Linked DNA regions of Mus musculus: region 2 is linked to region 1. A link is a loop called in an ENCODE intact Hi-C map of the cell type or tissue named here. Cell type or tissue: heart. All regions are shown on one strand.

Region 1 (5,000 bases):
CTGCGTCCCCCGCGTAGCGCCCCCCGCCGGAGCCGCGCCGGGCCAGCCGGCAAGGAAGCTGGGCTGATTGGCGGCCGCCGGCGGCCAGGGGAGGGGGCGCCGTGCGGGGCCATGGCAGGCTCCGAGGCGTCCTAGCCGGAGCTCGAGCCGGAGCCGAGCCCAAGCTGCCGCCGCCGCCGCCTCTCCGCGCCGGGCCCCCGCCGCCGCCGCAACCCTGCGGGAGATGGAACAGCGGAACCGGCTCGGCGCCCTCGGATACCTGCTACCTCTGCTACTGCACAGCCTGCTGCTCTTCGTGGCCGACGGTGAGCGCGGGAACTTCGCGGCCGCGATGGGCTCAGGGGACCCTTTGCTAAGGCCACGGAAGTCTGCCCGCTGGCCACCGCGGAGGAGGAAAGGAAGCGGCAGGCTTTACGGTCTCCAGCAATTCGGGTGTGCAACCCAGGCTGGGAGTGGGTAGGAGCACGAGCGCAGAAGAGGGTCTCTGCAGCTGTGGCGTCCGCTTAGGGAGTCCTTTCACCCAGTCCCCGCTAAGCAGAGGAGGCCTGCAGCAAGCCAGAGTTGGCGCTTCCCAGCCCAGCTCCAGTGATACGGCCCTACCTCCCCTAAACCCTGCACGACCTGGAGGGGAGTAGCCTGCAGCAAGTGGCGGACCCCCGCTGCCACCTTTGCAGCTGCTCCCTGAACTTTGCTGGAGCCTCTCGCCCAGGGTCACTTAGTAGCTGGGGACAGGAGTGTGGGTGAGCCCAAGGCCCGGTAGCAGGAGACCGACCGCCTCAGCCTCGGGTAGCCCCAAGCTCTCCCAACCCTACCCCCACCTCGCCTATCCCCTGGTCACGCCTCTCTCTCCCGCCCCCAGCTACATTCACCGAAGTCCCCAAAGATGTAACCGTGCGAGAGGGTGACGATATCGAAATGCCCTGCGCGTTCCGGGCCAGCGGAGCCACCTCTTACTCGCTGGAGATTCAGTGGTGGTACCTCAAGGAGCCTCCCCGGGAGCTGTTACACGAGCTGGCGCTCAGCGTGCCGGGCGCCCGGAGCAAGGTAATCCGCTGCCCTTCGCTGCACCCGTGCTTACCCGACTTCTTCCAGTGGAAGTGAGGGGTACCTCCACAGGGCGCTGCCCTGTCGCTCAGCCACCTCCCGTCCTCTGTATCTCCACAGTATTGACAAAGTAAACGGATGTCCCCGGATGCTATAGGTTCTTTATCACTCTTTCCCCTTCTCGCCCAGCCCCTGAAAACCTACACACACCTGGCCCAATTTTCCTGCTCATGCAAGCTAGCTTTGGGACTATACTCTGATGGGTGCTAGCGTGAGAAAAAAAGCAGATCACTTGATTCTGGCAGGCTCTCTTCTGCCACTCTGGGGTCCCAGGGCCAAGGAGTTCAGCTCCTTCAGATTGTGTTTATGTGGTAGAGAAGAGGGTACTAGAGCATGGTAGCCAGCAGGTCACTCACCTCTAGCTTCCATAGGGTCTGAGAAACAGCTCCACCCTCAGTGGCTGGAATACTTTACAACCTGCCCCATAGCTCACACCATCATTTACACACCCACCTACCTACAGTGTCCCCAGAATCCCACTCAGTGTTCCTGTTCTCATCCTCCTCTGGCACGTATCCACATACCAGACTGTCAAGGCCTTCATGATGTTGGACCTTCCATCCAGTGTTCGGTTCCAAGTGGAGAATTTAGAGGAAATGATGAGGTCCCCTTGGCTGTCCAGCATCCCCACTCTCCCAAGCAGACAGGTGTGTATGGGGCAGCCACTCCTCAGCCAAATGGTTTTAGCCAGGAAACCTACTTTTCTCTTGGCGCACTGCAGGAATCCTAATGTATTTGGTACCCTTCGCCATGCCACACCTCAGGCATGTCAAACCCCAGCTCACCTGCAGAAAGTATCCTTGTCAAAGACAGGTCAGAGGTTTCCGTGCACAAAAATGTCAACAGCTTAATTTCATAATCAATCAATTAATATCTCTGTCCCTTCCTCCCTCTCTCCCCCCTCCCTCCCTCCCTCCCTCCCTCCTTCCTTCCCTCCCCGCTCGCTCCGTTCCTTCCTCTTCCTCCCCCTTCCTTTCTCCCTTTCTCTCTCTTCATTTTAGGTAACAAATAAGGATGCAACTAAAATCAGCGTAAGTGTGGAGACCAGCGTGGGCCGCGGGAGACCCCTTCTGGCCGCTTCGCGCCCCGCAGCTCCCTCCCCTTTAGAAAGCCTCTTTCGCCGAGCCATGCGGAGCTCTACTACCACTGGGGTGTATTGTGGGCTCCTTGGCGTATCTGGGCGCCATCTGTCGCTAGTAGAGGGATTAGATTGTCTTTTGTGTAAATTAAGGGTCCAAATCCAAGTCTCACATGATACTTACCAGTAAAACACAACTTCCTCTGCACCACGCGCTCAGGGACCTGGAGAACATCTGCCCTTACCTTCTCTGCTGTCATTTCTTACAAGACCTCGAGCGAGCATGACTTCTTGCTCAGGCTGCGTGGCACTCCAGCTTCCCACCCCCTTCCGCCCCACTTCGCACAAGCGTTAGGCTTGCCAGGAGCACCCTCCACTCAGACATCTCCTTCTCCTTGGGTGACATTGTTAAGTGCTCCGGGGGTGAGTGTCTTTTGCAGTCAAGGGGCATGGGGTTTATAACACTGGAGCATGGAAATAGCAGGGATTGAAAACAACCAAATCCTCTTCGAGGGTCCTGATTAGAGGTCAGGGCTTTTCCCGGTGTTCGGTGAGAGTTCCCTTAAGATTTCCACCATGCCTGAGAGAAAGAAGGATTTGTTGAGGCTGTTAACAAGTGGTCAGTCCTAAATGACAGGGCAGGACAGGTGTAGTTGTGCATCCTACAGGCAAGATGGACACATCCCAGGTGCTCTGAGCTTTAAATAAATGTGAATGTGATTTGGGGTATATGTAGGATAGCCCCAGAGCAGTTAGCTTAGGCTTTTAGGTATAGGAAGGATGTGGATAATTAGCCTCATATAGCCCCAGCCAGAAATTTCTTGCTAGCTGTGGAGTAAAGTTCGATCCAAAGGGACAATAAGCAAGAGTAAATGTGAGATGAGATGGCTGGGAAATTGGGACCCAACACCGTGCACTCTGCAACAAGGTGTCCAGGCAGAAATAAGAGCCATGTGCCACTAGCAAGATGTATTGGGGTGTTAGGAAATACTGGGATTGGATGGTAATTTGGCACAGTGATAGCGGAGCTGAGAGCCCAATGGTGTGGGCTCACTAAAGGTGTGGCGCCCAATGGTCAGACCTCTAACAGGGCTGTTTTGCAGACCGTGCGAGTCCAGGGCAATGACATCTCACACCGGCTTCGGCTGTCCGCCGTACGATTGCAGGACGAAGGTGTTTATGAATGTCGCGTTTCGGACTACAGCGATGATGACACTCAGGAGCACAAGGCCCAGGCATTGCTGCGTGTGCTATCGCGCTTCGCGCCGCCCAACATGCAAGCTGCAGAGGCAGTGTCCCACATTCAGAGCAGCGGCCCGCGTCGCCACGGAGCCTCCAGTGCTGTCAGCTCCAACAACGCAGGCGCTGCTGTCCGCACCACCTCTGAAACCAGCCACGATGACAAGAACCCACCTCCTGGGAGCCCTCCCGCTGGATCAGGAGTTCCTGAGGCCGCCGCTGCCGCTGCCTCCGCGACCCACACAGCCACCACAACTGCTGCTGCAGCTGCTGCTTCTTCATCAGCATCACCACCATCAGGGCAGGCTGTCCTTCTGCGCCAGAGGCACGGCTCCGGTAAGGGCAGGCCCCAAAGGGGTTTTGCATGCCCGGTGGAGAGGGAGGTTAGCAGCCAGTACATCAGCAGCGCTAGATAGCTTTATTGTAACAGCAGTTGTGTGCGCCAGAAGCATCTTTTCTGCTGTGCCTTTCTGGTGTTCTCTGAGCTTTTTCCCAGTCTTGACTCTTAAAGGGTTTGAGCATCCTATCAAGTATATTCATAACTCAGCGGGCTGCTCTGCTTGACACTGAGGCTGGGTTGTGAGGTTGTGTGGTTGCTCTCTCGGACAGCATTGAGAACTGTACTCTCAGATCCCCAAGTTTGGACAGATATTCCCCAGGTGGGGTATTCCTCTTGAAAGAAGCAGTGAAAACAAGCTGTTGTCCCTCTTTGCCGATTGGTGACTTTGAATTGTCTTGTAAGTTGCAGGAAGGTTGGCTAGGTAGCCTTTGCTAAGTGGCTTCTAGGTGTGGCTTTACACAAGCTGTAAATTTTGTATGCACATCAGAGTTCCAGTTCTCCATGGTTCCAGAGGGAATGGAGCCCTGTATCACACTTATGAAGGCACAAGGAGGCTGATACCCGTTTTCCTAGGACTAGGGATGCAAAGAGTTGAGGTGAGGGGTTGTCAGAATAGAAGACCAGAAAAGTGAGCTGCTGCTCTGGTAACAAGACCCTGGGGGTGTTAACATAGCAGTAATGAGGGTTTCAGGAGGCCCAGAAAAAGCAGAAACTTCTGTGCCAAATAGCCCTTCTCTCAACATGGCTCCCCTCTTCAATCCAACTCAGAGGAACACTATCTTCAGTGCTCACTCCTAGTATCTGATTTTAAATAATTCACCCCCTGCCTGGAACCCCCTACTCAGTATTGTATAATGCACATTCCCCATGAAAGAAATCTCTACTTGGATTACAACATGAAAGTCTAGGGGAGACACATGGTACCGATGGGATAGGGCATGCTGTCGTACACCCAGCTTGGCTGTTCTCAAAGTGTATCAACGGCTGCTAGCTACGGATACAGGCTCCTGGACGGTCCTCACTGAGTTCAAGATGACAGGCCTCACATCATTATGTATCCTATCCTCTTTCTGATCCTTAAACCTTTGAACCTTTGGAAGTAGCTGGTCCATTCTGACCATCAGTTTAGCCTAGTTGCTGCCTTAGTTACTCCCTGCTGTGGGAGTACAGCACTGTCTCCTCCCCTCTTTGGGAGATTTCTTTGCCTGTCTCCCTCAGGAGAGCTGGTGCTAGGTCTCC
Region 2 (5,000 bases), 630 kb before region 1:
CTCAAACTCTCTTCTTGTCTTCTCTCTTAGAACTAGCTCTTCTCTCTAGTGAATGCCCACCACTCCACGAATGGATGGTACCTTAATACCAGTGATGGCTCATCTGCAGGTGGTCAATTTTAGTCCACTCACCCCTCTCCTGCTCATAGCACTCTGCTTGTGTCTGGGACATCTTGCCTCACTCCATCTCAGCTCATGTTAGTTGGGTGGAATTGATCCTGCACTGTTGCCAATGCCATATGTCACCAGAACTAGTCAGATTCTAGTTCACAACGATGGGAAATGGTGATATAGAAACCAAATAGGGTAGGTGAGGCAGAAACCCAATAGGGTAGGTTACTGACTTTTTCTTGAAATATTGGCTCAGGTATAGTTGTTCCGATGAGTTACAAGAAATTGTGCTCCCATACAACCAGCTTCAAGGGAAGCAGAAAGAGACATGAAATGGGTTCCAGGCCCTTCTATGATCTGTTAGCACCCATGCAGCCAGTCGTGTGAGTTTAAGGCTGTATCATTAATTAAGACTTATTTTTTTTCTGAGTGTGGCACTACTCTATCTGTCCACTGGTATGAATTTAGGCTCTGTCACTTGCAGAGGGAGAACTCAACCAATGACCTTGATGCATGGCGGGTACCCAAGATGTGAGTGAGGATACAGTCTACAAGGCAGACAGCTACATTCCCTTCCTCAGAGCCAAGGCTTTCATTCCTTTAAGTCTACTCATAATGAGTTCACTGGGTGGGTATGTCTGTGTGCAAGTGCCCATCCTCTGTGCTGTTTGCCTTGCTGGGCGCCTTGCTGCCTTACTGCCCTAACTCTCTCAATATCTTGGAAATTTCTTCAGAGGATGAATAGAAAACCTATACCTTAAATGATGTATCCTCACCCCAACTCCCCCTTTTTTTGTGAAAGTGTGTTTGTGTGTGTGTTATATGCAAGAGTATTGTGTGTATGGGTATGCTGTATGCATGTGTTTGTAAATATGTGTGCATATATGTGTATGGTATACATGTATGCATATGTGTAAGTATGTGTTGTGTGTGTATGTGTGTGATGTATATGCATATGCGTGCTTGTATGTGTATGTGATGTGTGTCTATTTATGTGTGACATGATGTGTACACGTGTGGTACATGGATGTTATGTGCTATGTGTGTATGTGTGTATGTATGTGGTGTGTATGTTATATGTGTATGTATCCATGCAACATGTTTGTTTGTGTGCAGGTTTATGGTGTGTGTGTGTGTGTGTGTGTGTGTGTGTGTGTGTGTGTGTGTGTGTGTGTGTGTGGAGAGAGAGAGAGAGAGAGAGAGAGAGAGAGAGAGAGAGAGAGAGAGAGAACAGTTGTCTGTTGGCCATACCTTACAACTGGATAGGAGGAAGACTAGTGTGAGGTTATGCTGCCTTGCTCACTGTGCCCTAATAATAAATACCTCCTGATAGTTAATTGTCAAATGTCCTTCTGACGACCAATTCACTGGTGGCCAAATTACAGGATGGCATTCTGAGTAATAGGAACCTCTGATAGGCTCTCCTGCATCTGTGCCCTTGAAGTTATGGTTTCTATGTGCCTAGAACATGCTGGCTGCAGCTTCCAGGTAGTGTTAGGACTGCATTGCTCTGGGGTGTGGTGCTTGAGCACCAAGACTTCAAGCAGCATCTCAGGGAGTCAGAAAACATGAGTGAGTGCTATCTGCAAGAAGGAAGCTGTTACCCACAAATTGGATGGTAGCTTTTTTTCCACTGCTGCTTTTACAAGAATCTTAGAAGCCTTTCAAGAGTGTCACTGGCTGAACAGACCTCATATGAAGTCCTGGCAAAGCCAGAAACTGAATTCCAGCATCTGGGTCCCTGGTCAAGTCTCCCTAGGCTCTTCATTCATTGACATTTGAGGCTGACAGAAATTATGACAAAGTCAGCAGGAGGTTATATCCAGGATAAGAGTAGTGAATACTGAACCTCCACAGTGCTCAGACATGTTCTAAAGTGGCAGGCCAAACTGCTATCCTCTCATGCCAGCAGCTCTTCTTGGGCCTGTTCTCAGGCCCACTAGAACAGGCAGAATCTTGAGACCCATAGCAAGAGCCCCTTTCCTCCCAGTGTCTCTAAGACATGGCTATACTCCTCATAGCATTAAGTGGGACTACACACCAGAGACTGCTTAGAGAGAGTACAGAACCAGCACTCTCTCTCTCTCTCTCTCTCTCTCTCTCTCTCTCTCTCTCTCTCTCATTTGGAAAATGTTTTGGGCACATTCAGTCAAGTGCAGATTAAATATATCCCAAATAAAAATCACATCTGCACTGAGCCTGTCATTGTCAATACTCTCTAAGCAATATAGTATAACCTCCACTCACACACTGTTTGCACCATGACTGGATTCTTAATAAGCCAAGATTACTTACAAATAAGAGAGTGGTGACAGAAGTGGGACTCAGTGGTAGAGCACTTGTCTACAACACAGAAGTCTCTGGCTTCTAACCCTAGCCATGAAAACAATAAAACTGAAATAAAATCAGCCCCAAACTAAGAGGGTGGAGTAGGGTAAGTGGAAGTGCGGTTTCTTTATGTATAAGGAGAAAGTGGAGACTACAGAGGTGTTTTCTCCATATGTGTCAGGACATCAAGGGGTGCTCTGAAACAGATCCCCAGTCATTAGTGAGGAGAGAGAATTCTGGATTAGCATTTGACTGTTCTGGATCACCTGTCTCACCCTGCTTAAAGTCTTACTTGCTGTGAGCAGTGAGTTATCCTGCTCTGCCGCCTGGTGGCTATTTGGGGTATATTCTTATCATTTTTCAGGAGATGCTGGAGTGGTACTATGACAAAATCCAGTTTCCTCCAAGTCTGTGGGAGGCTTGATTCTAGCATCCCCATTCCTCAGCCCCCCGCCTTGTCCCCAACACAACACACACTCACAAGTGCAGTCAAACACATATGCACATGCCAATCACCCCTCCTCTTGTTCCTTAAGCTGGATGTGATCATTTCCCTAACACTAAGTTCTCTGGGCCTTTCTGTGAGTACTTAGGGGTGTGGCTCTATAGAACTGTGGGTGGGGTGTGTTTATGGTGGTCCACCTAGTTGAGATGCTAGAGCTGGAATCAACAGTGGGTACTACCACCAAAGTGAGTTTGTTATAAGCTTTGGTGATGGTGTTTGAACCTAGAACCTTGCAGATATTAAGAAAAAAGTACCCAGCTCTCACTCAGATATCTTAGACTATTCAACATCTGTCAAAGTTGGACTGGACTTGATAGCTTTAGATCAAGGATGGACAAGTGAATAGGTCAAGATGGGTGCTTCTCTCAGGCTTTCTCTTGACAAAATCCATCTTCTAATTTCAGGTAACGCTATGCCCTCAATCCCCCATTATCCCCTATGGCTACAGCACAGAATCCCTCAATCAAGGCAATGGGAGATGAATTTGTTCCTCACACTTATTGTCTTTTGAGTGTTCACTTCAATTAATCCAGTGCAGTTCTCATTCAGCGACATTGCCCAGGGGATGGGTAGGTATCACCTCTGTGTGGAAAAAGCTGCAGTCTCTTTGAGGAGCAAGAACATGACTGGAGAGAGAGAGAACAAGTCAGCAAGAGCCGGCCAGGGACCTCCTGCTTTATTCCTAGATCAAATGTACAGCTGAGGGCAAGGAAGAATAGATCTGAGTGAGGCTGTACTGTTGAGCACACTTCCATCCTACCGGCCTTACGACTTTTCTGCCTGTGCCCATGACTAGATACCAACATGTGGAACCTAGAGTCAGTCTTGTGTACATTGCCATGACATGGCTTTGAGTTCCTACAAGTCCATGAGAGAAGACTTGCAATCTAACTGTGTCAAAATGCATCTGCACGGTTGGAAAAACAACAAAACAAAGGAGGAAAGGAATGGAGAAAATGAAAGGGAGGAAGGGAGGGGAGGGAGGGAGAGGGAGAGAGGCTGGCAAGTGGTTAAGAGCGCTCCTTTCTCTTTCAGAGGACCCAGCCTCAATCCTTAGAACCCACATAGCATTTACGACCTTCTGTAATGCCAGTTTGGACCTCATTTTGCCTCAATGGGTAATGCACACACATGGTACAGATACATACAGACAGACAAAATACTCATCCATATAAACAAAATAAATATATATCTTTACAAGGTGCATCTGGTCATCTTGGAAAGTCCGTGCTATTTGGGATAAGGTTCCAGCGGAGACGTGCTAGCTTAGGCACAGGACTGATGCTCAGTAGCCATCTAAGCAAACGCATCCAGGAGGGATCTAATGGGGAAAGTGTAACTAATGAAATTAAATTTGAGGAAGAAAGATGAGCTCTGCTAATGATTAATGTTCAGCTTAATAGATCAGTGGGATACGCTGGGTAGAGAAGCTGCCCAGAGGGTTCTGGTCCAGTGCCCACGCAGAGGAAGAACAAAGGGGGAACACTCGCGCTCGCACCCCCTCCGGCCGCAGCTGTTCTCTGGGGAAATACAGTTATTAATTGCTCTGAAATGTCAGCAGCTTCACTTCAAAGTAGCTGCTCCCTCGAAGATGACTTTTAATGGGAATGTTTTCTCTTCCATGTGAAACTGTACTTGGGGGAGAGGGGACAGCAGTACCTAGCACCTTTCCTGTGTACCTACTTTTTACCATGAAGACGTCAGCCCCACTCAACAGTTGTGACAGAGATGCTATAGTTCCTAGCCATGCTTTCAAGTACGTTGGACACCCATGGAGGCATAGACAAGCTTGGAGAATCCCAGTTCTGGGGAACGGACAGATGAGAGGGTAGAACCCGGAAGTTCTTAGCAGCAGTAATACCTGTAGGCCAAAGGAGCAGGAATCCACATGGTCATCTGGCAGGAACTGGCTCCAGGTTCAGAGCATTGAAGTGGGGCTGGCTGTGTGTGGCTGCTCTTAACTTTCCAAGCACATTTGCTCACCAGGAAGGGGCCACTCTCCCGAGGACATATAGCCCCCCTCCCTCCATTCCTTTCATGAAGCACCAGGGCCTGT

What was found. Hi-C counts contacts between places; a loop is a spot of excess contacts. Peaks named below come from ENCODE experiments on the same cell type or tissue, not always from the same donor. Only the 100,000 strongest peaks of a DNase experiment are listed, where the experiment ranks them.
Region 2: it touches region 1 in a loop (5-fold over the local background); 6 of 42 quality-filtered maps call a loop at or near these places.

What each region holds. Positions count from the first base shown.
Region 1 is chr7:40,899,145-40,904,144 of GRCm38, forward strand. Vstm2b (V-set and transmembrane domain containing 2B) reads left to right here and starts at 134. Exons shown (of 5, transcript NM_021387.3): 1 at 134-305; 2 at 860-1,044; 3 at 2,106-2,135; 4 at 3,286-3,757. The coding sequence starts at 224. In heart, a CTCF peak has its summit at 2,184 (motif pointing left); no DNase peak of the experiment used is centred here; H3K4me3 peaks cover 2,020 bases; H3K27ac peaks cover 804 bases; H3K27me3 peaks cover 4,933 bases.
Region 2 is chr7:40,270,870-40,275,869 of GRCm38, forward strand. No RefSeq gene overlaps it. Among named protein-coding and RNA genes, the nearest start is that of Gm38996, 22 kb to the right of the region's middle. In heart, a CTCF peak has its summit at 2,765 (motif pointing left); no DNase peak of the experiment used is centred here.